2 separate regions of the Homo sapiens genome follow, and region 1 is linked to region 2. Evidence: chromatin contacts called from ENCODE Hi-C or POLR2A ChIA-PET data. All regions are on one chromosome and are shown on one strand. The core of a region is the stretch at or near the end of the contact, and the rest is flanking DNA. Distances in the headings are between cores, read along the strand shown.

Region 1 (4,714 bases), core at 867-3,366, 69 kb before region 2:
ATTATATGAGTGTATATATACACACATAAATATATGAATATATGTAATTTATATGCATATGCACACACATATATCTGAAACTTGAAATATACCATTTTTGTTCTCTCACTGTCGAATTATGAAGCACAGATCTAATGGTCAGGCTTTTCACCCAGACTACTATAGCCAGCTGTCTTTAGGAGAGTGTGGCTGAGTCCTTGTTATGCAGACAAGAAAAGGAATATTTGAAAGTGCAATGGCCCTGCAAGTGCTCAGATATTCATTGCACACCATGATGATTACATCTGAGAATCTGTTCCTCCTTTATTCTATTTTTTCTTAAGAAATGGTCTTCTCTTTAGGAATGAATATGTGGAAGCAAAATGACTAGTTTATAACAGGCAGTACTCAAAAATGTTGTGAGTACAATGCAGAAACCTAACAGTGAAATTGCAAACTGAGAAAAGGAATCAAACAAGGGCAGAAAACAAGCGTTAAGGCTCGAGAATAAATTACGCATAGGACAAATTGGTACTCATTTTGAGAAGGAGAGGAGAGGTGAATTTAAACAGTCAAGTAATAAAAAGTCATTGTTCGGTAGAGGCTGTCTAGTGTAATGTTTAACAGCATGGACTGTATCCCAAGAATTGAGTCTGAAACCTGAATCTCCCACATACGAGTTCTGTGACATTGAGCCAGATCTTAAAGTCTCTAAATTTCTCTTTTGTTTTGTTTTGTTTTGCATGTAGGGAGAGGAGTATATACTTCCTAAGGTTGTGAAAAGGATGGTTCATAATAAAAGTATGTAGCGTTATTGAGTACATACTATGTGTAGGAATGTTACATGAATAAATTTATGAACCTTCATATTAACCCAATCTGGCAAGTACCTGCACTATTATCACTATTCCTATTTAGTATTTAAGAAAACTCAGGTTTGACTGGATTAGGTGACTTGTCCAAAGGGATACAGTTCAGATTTTTTTTGTTTTTGTTTTTGTTTTATGTAGCATAGAGACTTTTTTCAACTTTTAGATTCAGTGGGTATACATGCAGGTTTGTTACCTGGGTATATTTCATGATTAAAGCTGAGGTTTGAACATGGCAGAGTGATTCTAAAGCCCGTGGTTAAAGGACTATGCTGTCATATTGGCATGTAAAGTGCTTATCATAGCTTAGCATAGAGTAAGGCTTCCACATGCAAATCAAAAGAGAAACATTAAACATTAGCTGAAGAGGAAAACCAAATCACCCACCAGGAGGAAATTGACCTGGCCCTTTCTCCCAAGTGTATCACATGATATGATGTGTGCAGGTGTCAGATGATGCTGAGATGGCCGACAGAGCTCAATTCAGAAACAAGTGATGAGCTCCTTAACAAATTCCCTCAGGAGAGAACTGCCTCCCCTCCCCTTTCAAACGAGGCTGACCTTGAAGTTGTGCCTAAATTGCTCACCACAATCTCAGGCTCAACTTGCTAACTCATCTATCCAAAACACATGCATCCCCGACTTCTCCCTATTTCATGGGGTATCAAAAATAGAGACTTGAACCTCATAAAGTTAGTACAGGCCGGGGTGTTCACCATCTTCATAGCTGATTTACAGTTGCTTTATTAAACTGCCTCTGATCTGGTCAGCAGGCTATGAATGTGAACACCTAGTTAGAGCTGACCTTGAATCCCATTGGAACAGTAGACTTCTTTATTACATTTGAAAACCTAAAAATGTTCAAGGGGAGGTGGAAGGGAGGAGAGGCAGGCAGAGGGTGCTAGGTGCTTTGTTCAACCACCATGGTTCCCTCTGTCGAGATGGAAGATGGCTGTTGCTTAAAGCTTCTGCCCATCTTTGTCCTCTGGAAATATTTGTATTATACAAATCAAAGAATGGAACGCACCTGCCTCCTCCTCATTCTTCTCCCCTCCCCGACACTGGAATGAATGCATACTCTTCACACAGGACCCACAGGAAACCTGTTACCCCAAGTAACTGTTGCATTCTCATGTGTTCAGTCACAGGAAGAATTTCAGTTTCTCTCTTCCCCACGATTGGAGATGAGGCTGAGGTCACGGGAGAGAAAGAGCCCTGTCTTGTCTCCCAACAAGAGGGGTCTGTGCAGCTGCTGGGCCCACAGCAGACAGAAGGCACGCGGCAGCTGAGGCTCTTTAGAAGGCTTCCCACCCACTTCCTGAGTCTGGCTTTGATTTCTTAAAGGGCAGATGCACTTATTCCAGAGTCGCTCCCTGATTCAGCTGTCGGGGGGAGGGTGGAATAAAAAGCTAAAGCAACCATTTCCTTTTCTGTAGCTCCTTTGCTTTGTCTCAGATCCTCTTTTCTGAGTTATCTGCTACTAAGTCTGTCTCTCCTTCCGCTCAGAGCAGCAGTGGCTGAGTTTTGTCGAGTGCTAGATAATCACTGATCTTAATTATAAACAGCCTCAGCTCAGAGGAATGGTTTTGATAGGAAAGTCAACACCAGGACGCAAGATGGGTAGGTAGCAAAATGGAACCCAAGCCAGTTTTCCAATAAAAAACAGACAAAATATATTTATAAGTAAGATTCAATTCATCCTCCACGCAGTAGCAGCCTGGAGGCTCCTTGTGAACTGACCTCTGTCTACTGTCCCCTTTAAACTTTTTTTTTTTTGATACGGAGTCTCACTCTGTCGCCCAGGCTGAAGTGCAGTGGTACAATCTCGCCTCCCTACAACCTCCACTTCCTGGGGTCAAGCAATTCTCCCGCCTCGGCCTCCCGAGTAGCTGGGATTACAAGCACGCATCACCACGCCTGGCTAATTTTTTTTGTATTTTTAGTGGAGACGGGGTTTCGCCATGTTAGCCAGGCTGGTCTCGAACTCCTGACCTCAAGTGATCCGCCTGCCTCGGCCCCCCAAAGTGCTGGGATTACAGGCTTGAGCCACCATGCCTGGCCACCCCTTTAAATTTTATGCTTCAGTAATAGTGTTGATTTTACCTCCAAAATACAGAGCTGTTTCATGCTTCTGTGCCTTTGTGGACTCTTCCCTCTGCCAGAAATGCCTTCTTACTGTGTCTTCCTGGAAATATCTTATTTGACTTTTAAAAACTGGTGCAGACATCACCGCTTCATCTCCCTCCAGTGTTTTTCATTTAATTGGTCTGGGATGTGGCCTGAGCCCTGGGAGTTTTAAGTGCTCCCCAGGTGATTCTAATCTGCACCAGAGTTTGCCAATCACTGCTTAAGGCCAGCAGTTTTCAGACTTGAGCAGGCATCAGAAACAGCTGGAGGGCTTGTTAAGGCACAGATTGCAGGGTCCACCCCCTGAGTGTAGAATTCAGTAGCTCTGGAGAATTTGTATTTCTTTCTTATTTTGTTTTCTCTTTTGTTTTGTTTTGTTTTGTTTTGTTTTACTTTTATGTTTTTGGATCTTGTTGCATACCAAGTTTTTTTTGTTGTTGTTTTTTGTTTTTTAAGGGATTTGCTGATGTTTTTACTATTAGTATTCACATTATTTCCTTTTTTAAAAAAATTTATTTAAAACAGACAAAAATTTTATCTATTTATGGTGTACAACAATGTTTTAATATAGGTACACATTGTGGAATGGCTACATCAAGCTAACTAATATACGCATTACCTTACATGCATGTCATTTTATTTTATTTATTTATTTATTTATTTATTTATTTTTTGCAGTGAGAATTTGCCTTTCTAACAAGTTCCCAGATAAGGCTGATTCTGCTGGTCCTGGGATCAGGTTTTGAGAATCAATGCTCTATTCAAACTCGCTAGCTTGCACAGGTTCCTTACATTGCACTTGTCACCCTGCATTGTCATCCACTTATTTGCATGCCTATTTCTGTCTTTTGAAGGTAAGGACTTTAGCTTTTTTATCACATTACAGAGCACTGCACCTGGTGTATAGTAGATGCTCAACACATGATCACTTAATGAGTAAATATTCAGGGTCTAGTTGTCACAGAGAAAGAAAGTCATGTACAAAATTTATGTCAACTTTTAAACATAAATTATTTAATCCAATAAATATCCCATGCCTCTAAATTTAAATCTAGAAAGGAGTTCTCTAAGCCTCTATGAATGACATCTTGGATTTTGGTGACAGGATTGTGTTGGCAAAGTACTCCTCAGTACACGAGGATAAAAAGGCCCTGTGCAAAAGCAGATTGGATTACATTTACAACAACAACACCTCTTTTTAAACTGACATTTAATGATTATCTCTATCAATAAAGGCCTTTTAAGAGCTCTCCATAAAATGTTGTGAAAAATGAGAACATTTAAAATACAGACAAACAATGGGCCCCATTCATACAGCTTCTTCACATTATTTCTCCTGTATCATGGATCTCAACCAGGCTCACTCACCCTTCTCCAGTGAAGTTGGCACATGTTAACCATATTGATCGTCTGATTACAAATGTAGACTGTGGCAGGGAGTATTTACAAAAGGAACCCATTTGTCCCTGTTACTTGTATGTAGATATCGGACTTAATACACACTCAACTACAAAGCAATAGAACCAGGTAGTAAAATGTTACTCCCAAGGAGATTAGACTCCTATACAGAAAAATGATTTCATTGTTTCATATAACCATATAAAGTAAGTCCAAAGAGATGTTTTTAAAAGTTTCCTAATCCTTACTAATTTCTTAAATACCTACTCCTCAAGAAGAATAAATTCTCTCTCTATTCATTGATCCATAGAATATTTCTAAAAACCTAATAATGTGTTGGC
Region 2 (4,880 bases), core at 486-2,985:
CAGAATGGCCCACTCGCATGCCTGCCAAGTTGGTGCTGGCTCTTGGCTGGGAGCTCAGCTGGGGCTGAGTGCTAGGGTCCCTGGGAGGTTCCTTGTGGCCTGAACTTCCTCACCACAAGGCGGCTGCGGTGCGAGAGTGAGCATTTCAAGATAGAGCCAAGATGACACTGTATTACTGTGTAAGACCCAGCCTGGGAATTAATGTAGCCTCACTTCCATCCCACTCTATTTTTAAAAAGTGAATTATTAAGGTCACCCCATATTCAAGGGGATAGGAATTAGACTTCATCTGTATTAAGAAAAATGTTTTTAAAAATTGTAGACATGTTTTAAAATTCTAAAGTCCACTTACTGGCTGCAGATTATTTATATATACATGCAAGATACACTCCTACATTCTCTTCTTAGAAGGCTCAGTTGCAGGTACAGATGAAGCTCTTCAAGTGAGATTTCTTATGTATTTATCCTCTCAATCTGAAGACTTGTAAACTAAGAGACAAGTTATTTGCAACCTACATACGCAATATTCAATGGTAAAGTATACATAGGACAGCCACTACAGACACTCTTGTTTTAAATAGAGGAAAATGAGAGCACATAACAGTCATTGGCTCATAGCAACTCTGATATCCAGACAGCAAACACAAGCAGGTCTTTTTTTAGGTCTCAGTCCTACTGCCTGGATTCCCTACTGCTCTTGGGTCTTCCCTCCAGGTTCTTGGTTCTTGGACCTCTTTTCATTTAATACTATTTCTGTTCCTTTAAGTTCAAGCTGGCAAAATATGATTGTACAATTCTGTTTAAAATTCCAGGACTTCCTGTGATTCTTATTGGGGAATACTCCATTAGACAAGAATCTCTTTGACATAAGCCATTCTCTACCTGAGATCCCTGTAAGGCTGTGATGGGACCACATAACCTTAAAATTATTAGAAGACTCATTGTTTACTGAGAGAATATGCCTAGCATATGCTTAGATCCTTAGAGGAACTCTGTTTCAAAGGGCTTATGAGACATTACCTTATATCTTTCTAAGGTACAAACAAAAGGTCTTTGGCTTTTGAGTTTGATCTTTGAGCTGACACCTTTTCTTAATTTGAGAATCCCCTGCTCTATGGAGAGACTGACAAAGAGAAATAGTTTTATATTTGAATGTAACATCTTGGATCTTTAATAGATTATCTTAAAATTTTCCTGAAAATGTAACAGTTCCTTTTTTTAAAATTCATTCTCCCTACACACTTATTATATATGACTAAAAGAAACTCCCTGGCATTTTCAACATTCTGGTTAGAATTTTTCTTAGCCCAATCTACCAGTTTATTAGGTATATTTGTATTTTCCACGTCACTGTAGGTGACAATCTTGCTAAACTTTCTGCCACTACATAACAAGGATCCCTTTCTCCAGTTTTCAGTAACAATCTACCAATAGCCTCCTCAAGGTCTACCAAGCTTCTACTAAAAATCTCTTTCAGCCCCTTCCAACTTCTGCCCACCAACTAGTCCCAGAAGCAATACCCATGTTTTAGGTTTCATTATAGCAGCATCTAGTTTCGAGTTCTCAGAACCTGTTTCGATCATGTTTCACTGTTTCCAAAACATCCCAAAACAGTAGCTTAAGACAGTAACACTTATTTTGCTCACAGGCTGTACGGGAAGCATGGCTGGAGAGGTCTCAGGAAATATACAATCATGGTGGAAGGCAAAGAGGAAGGAGGTATGTCTTACATGGCCAGAGCAGGAGAAAGAGAAGGGGAAGGTGCCACACACTTTTTAGAAACCCAGATCTCATGAGAACTTACTCACTATCATGAGAACAGCAAAGAAGAAATCTGTCTCCATGATCCAATCACCTCCCACCAGGCCCCTCCTCCCACACTGGGGATTACAATTCGACATGAGATTTGGGCAGGGACACAAATCCAAACCATAACAGTTGGCAACCCTTTTTTAAAGAAAGTAATGACATCAACTCCTTGGGGATGTGGATTGGGGGAGAATATTGGAGAGGATCCAGGGGAAGTGAAGATATCAAGTTCTTTATACATAAATAGATCTATCTTTTTAGGGAAGTAGAATATGTCATTTAGGATAGGGAAAGTTGAAGATGTTACTCTATTCAGCTTTAGGGAAACTCCAAGATGTAACACTATGTCCTGTGAATATTAGTCTTGTGGAAAGTGCTCCATTGGAAGAAGACAGAAAATGTCCTGCTGCACAGAGATCCATATCTTCATGCCACGTCTTGCAAATGCAGTCAGGGAGCTTGCTCTAAATTCGTGTTGCCTTTTAGGAAGTTACAGAGCATATTTCTTTATATCTTCTTTATTTTTGCCCTTGATAGGAGACTGCCAGGGATTCAGTTATTATAATTTTACATTTATTTATCCTTTTCTGGGAGCATCTCATACCTTTTTTACTAGAGAGGCCAAGGTCACAATTAAGATTAGGGAGACAATACAGAGTCAAGACACCTGAATTTTGCCACACTACTCTTGGGCCACTTTAATTGGTGTTTCTGGGCCTCATTTTTATTACTATTATTATTAATTATTTTATGGTGTGTATAGGAGCTGGAAGATAGTGACTTCTATTAGAATTTATTCTTATAAACAATGCTGTATGGCTCTTGGATTAAGAAGTAAATAGAAAACAAAAAGGGTCTTTGAACTGCTGTCTCTTCTAGGTCTTCTCAGAGTGCTACTGGGAATTAGATGGGATTAGATGGGTGAATTTCCTTTTTCTTTTGTTTGAGAGGTCTAGATTTTTGAAGTATCTAAACCATCTTTAGATCTAAGTTAATCTCCAAAAAGCTTTATTGCCTGAAACATTCCAGTTCTAGGAAGTTTGCATTTCTCTGAGTGTAAGGGTCTGGTCTGTAACTCCTTGAGATCAGGAATGTGTCTTTTTATCCCCATAGTTCAGCGCCTACCCTAGTGTCTTCCCTACAAGTGATCATTGAATGAAGAAAGGAATAAATTCCTTCTTCTCTAACATACATCAGAGACCTCTGACCCTTATTGGGTCCCCCTTCCCTATTGATATACCTCTCCATCTCCAGACATCCACATGGCCTCCTAGGGGTATGGGATTCTTCACTCTTCTCCTGGTACAAGCTCCTTGCCTGAAATTTTTCTGACCCACCCCCATTTCTAACCGTCACAGGTTTAGATTTTCTGAAGCAAACATACAGACAGAGTTCGAGTTACAAGACATTTAATAGGAATCGACTCTTGTGAAAGGAAGAGGGGAAGATGTGGGACTGGGCTCAGTGAGAAGCCAAGCTGTGACACAATGAAAACCTCAGCCCACCCTGCACAGAGCTCAGGAATGAGTGTCACGTGTTAGAGCTGACCTGGGTCAGGTCAACATTGCTGGGTGTTTCTGCTTCTGCCTCGTTCAGTTGTCAGATGCAAGCTGACCTGGGAAGGGTTTGACTGGGCAAGATGGCTGTCTGCAGATGAGGTCAATCAGAAGGGGCTGACAGCCAAAAGTGGTTTGCTCATCTCACTACCCACAGCTGGGTGGCAAGTCCTTCAAGAGGGAGCTGGATGATGCTTCTCCACCTCTACCACACCAAACAAAGCATTTCTTTCTTATTCTTTTTCTTCCTGTCTCCCTTCCCCCTCCCCCCTCTCCCCTTTTCTCCTCCTCCTCCTCCTCCTCCTTCTTCTTCTTCTTCCTCTTTTTTCTCCTTCCTCTTTCTTTAGAGACAGGGTCTTGCTTGGTTGCCCAGGCTGGAGTGCAGTGGCAAGGTCATAGCTCACTGCAGCCTCAACCTCCTGTGTTTAAGCAATCCTCTCACCTTGGCCTCCCAAGTAGCTGGGACTACAGGCATGTGCTATCATGCCCGACTAATTTTTTAATTTTTACTAGAGACAGTCTCACTATGTTGCCTGGGCTGGAGCATTTCTATTCATGGGTTTTGTTCCTCTGGAGCTGTGCTGTTCTCTTTGATAACATGAATATGGATTTGTATTTACCCCCTTCTGGCCATCTTAACTAATGGCCCAAAGGAAGGCCAGTGGTGAAGATGTTTCTCTACAGGGAAGTTTCTAAGTGTTTCTCAGCCTACATGTGTGAGTGTATTAATGGGAATACTGGGGATAATTGGATAGAATGTATGAAATTAGGATTGGCCTAAACTATCTGGTCCAAAGTTTATCCTAGTGGCCCTAATAACATCTCCAGTGATGGTCTTTCCTGAGGTTATAGAATGAGCTATAGGAAAGAGTGATAGTACAGGAATGAGAGGATTGGATCGTCTTTTCTCTTTGTTCTATTCCTCTATGATTATTTGATTTCTTTTTTTTGTGATGGAGTCTCACTCTGTCGATTATTTGATTTTTGTTTCAGATTAAGGCCAGCTTTCTTTGACTGAGCAGACCCACGTATATGGGAAACGGCCACACACCAAATTAAACCATTCACTGACACCCGGGCACACCCATTTTCACCACTCTGCTCTTGCCCGTGCCATTGCCTTTGCATCCAAGGGATTCTTCCTTCTGTGGCAATCTGTATGACATCCTTACTAAGAAGGCCTCCCTCAGTGCCCTTGGCCCTCTCACAGCCCTTTCCATGGCCTTCTCCACTAGACTGTGAGGAACCCAGTGTCTGGAACAGTTCATGGCATTGTTGTTAGTGTTGTCATTTTGTTGTTAAGCCTTCTGCTGTCAGTGGTCATTTCATATGTTTGCATATTTACGCCCTGCCTCTTTTTGGTATGCAGTGTGGACCCTATTGCACGGCTACTTGTGTTTCAGTGGCTTTGTCCTATTCCACCTTCTATGCCACTTACTCTGAATGCCTGGCACATTGGTAGGTGCCCAATACCAACTTGGAAAGTGAATGAATTTGTTTTCTCATTACCTTTTG

What was found. Hi-C counts contacts between places; a loop is a spot of excess contacts on that map. ChIA-PET counts read pairs that join two places held with the same protein, here RNA polymerase II (POLR2A). Pooled maps may share reads with other maps.
Region 1: a map of GM12878 shows a loop between it and region 2 (7-fold over the local background). The contact joins the promoter of LINC02391 here to the promoter of CLLU1-AS1 in region 2. A Hi-C loop is called at or near these places in 3 of 168 maps with a recorded cell type or tissue (B cell, GM12878 and OCI-LY7), 37 of 37 single-sample maps with no recorded cell type and 10 of 50 pooled maps. POLR2A ChIA-PET finds 5 or more read pairs at or near these places in 7 of 52 experiments (B cell, GM12878, OCI-LY7 and 4 more).

The regions. Positions count from the first base shown.
Region 1 is chr12:92,361,716-92,366,429 of GRCh38, forward strand. LINC02391 (long intergenic non-protein coding RNA 2391) reads right to left here and starts at 2,117. Exons shown (of 5, transcript XR_007063404.1): 1 at 1,876-2,117. All of the region lies in intron 1 of LOC105369902 (a long non-coding RNA gene), which reads left to right. RefSeq lists enhancers at 1,100-1,189, 1,670-1,719.
Region 2 is chr12:92,431,264-92,436,143 of GRCh38, forward strand. CLLU1-AS1 (CLLU1 antisense RNA 1) reads right to left here and starts at 1,736. Exons shown (of 3, transcript NR_144319.2): 1 at 1,647-1,736. RefSeq lists enhancers at 1,628-1,927, 3,391-3,450, 3,471-3,530.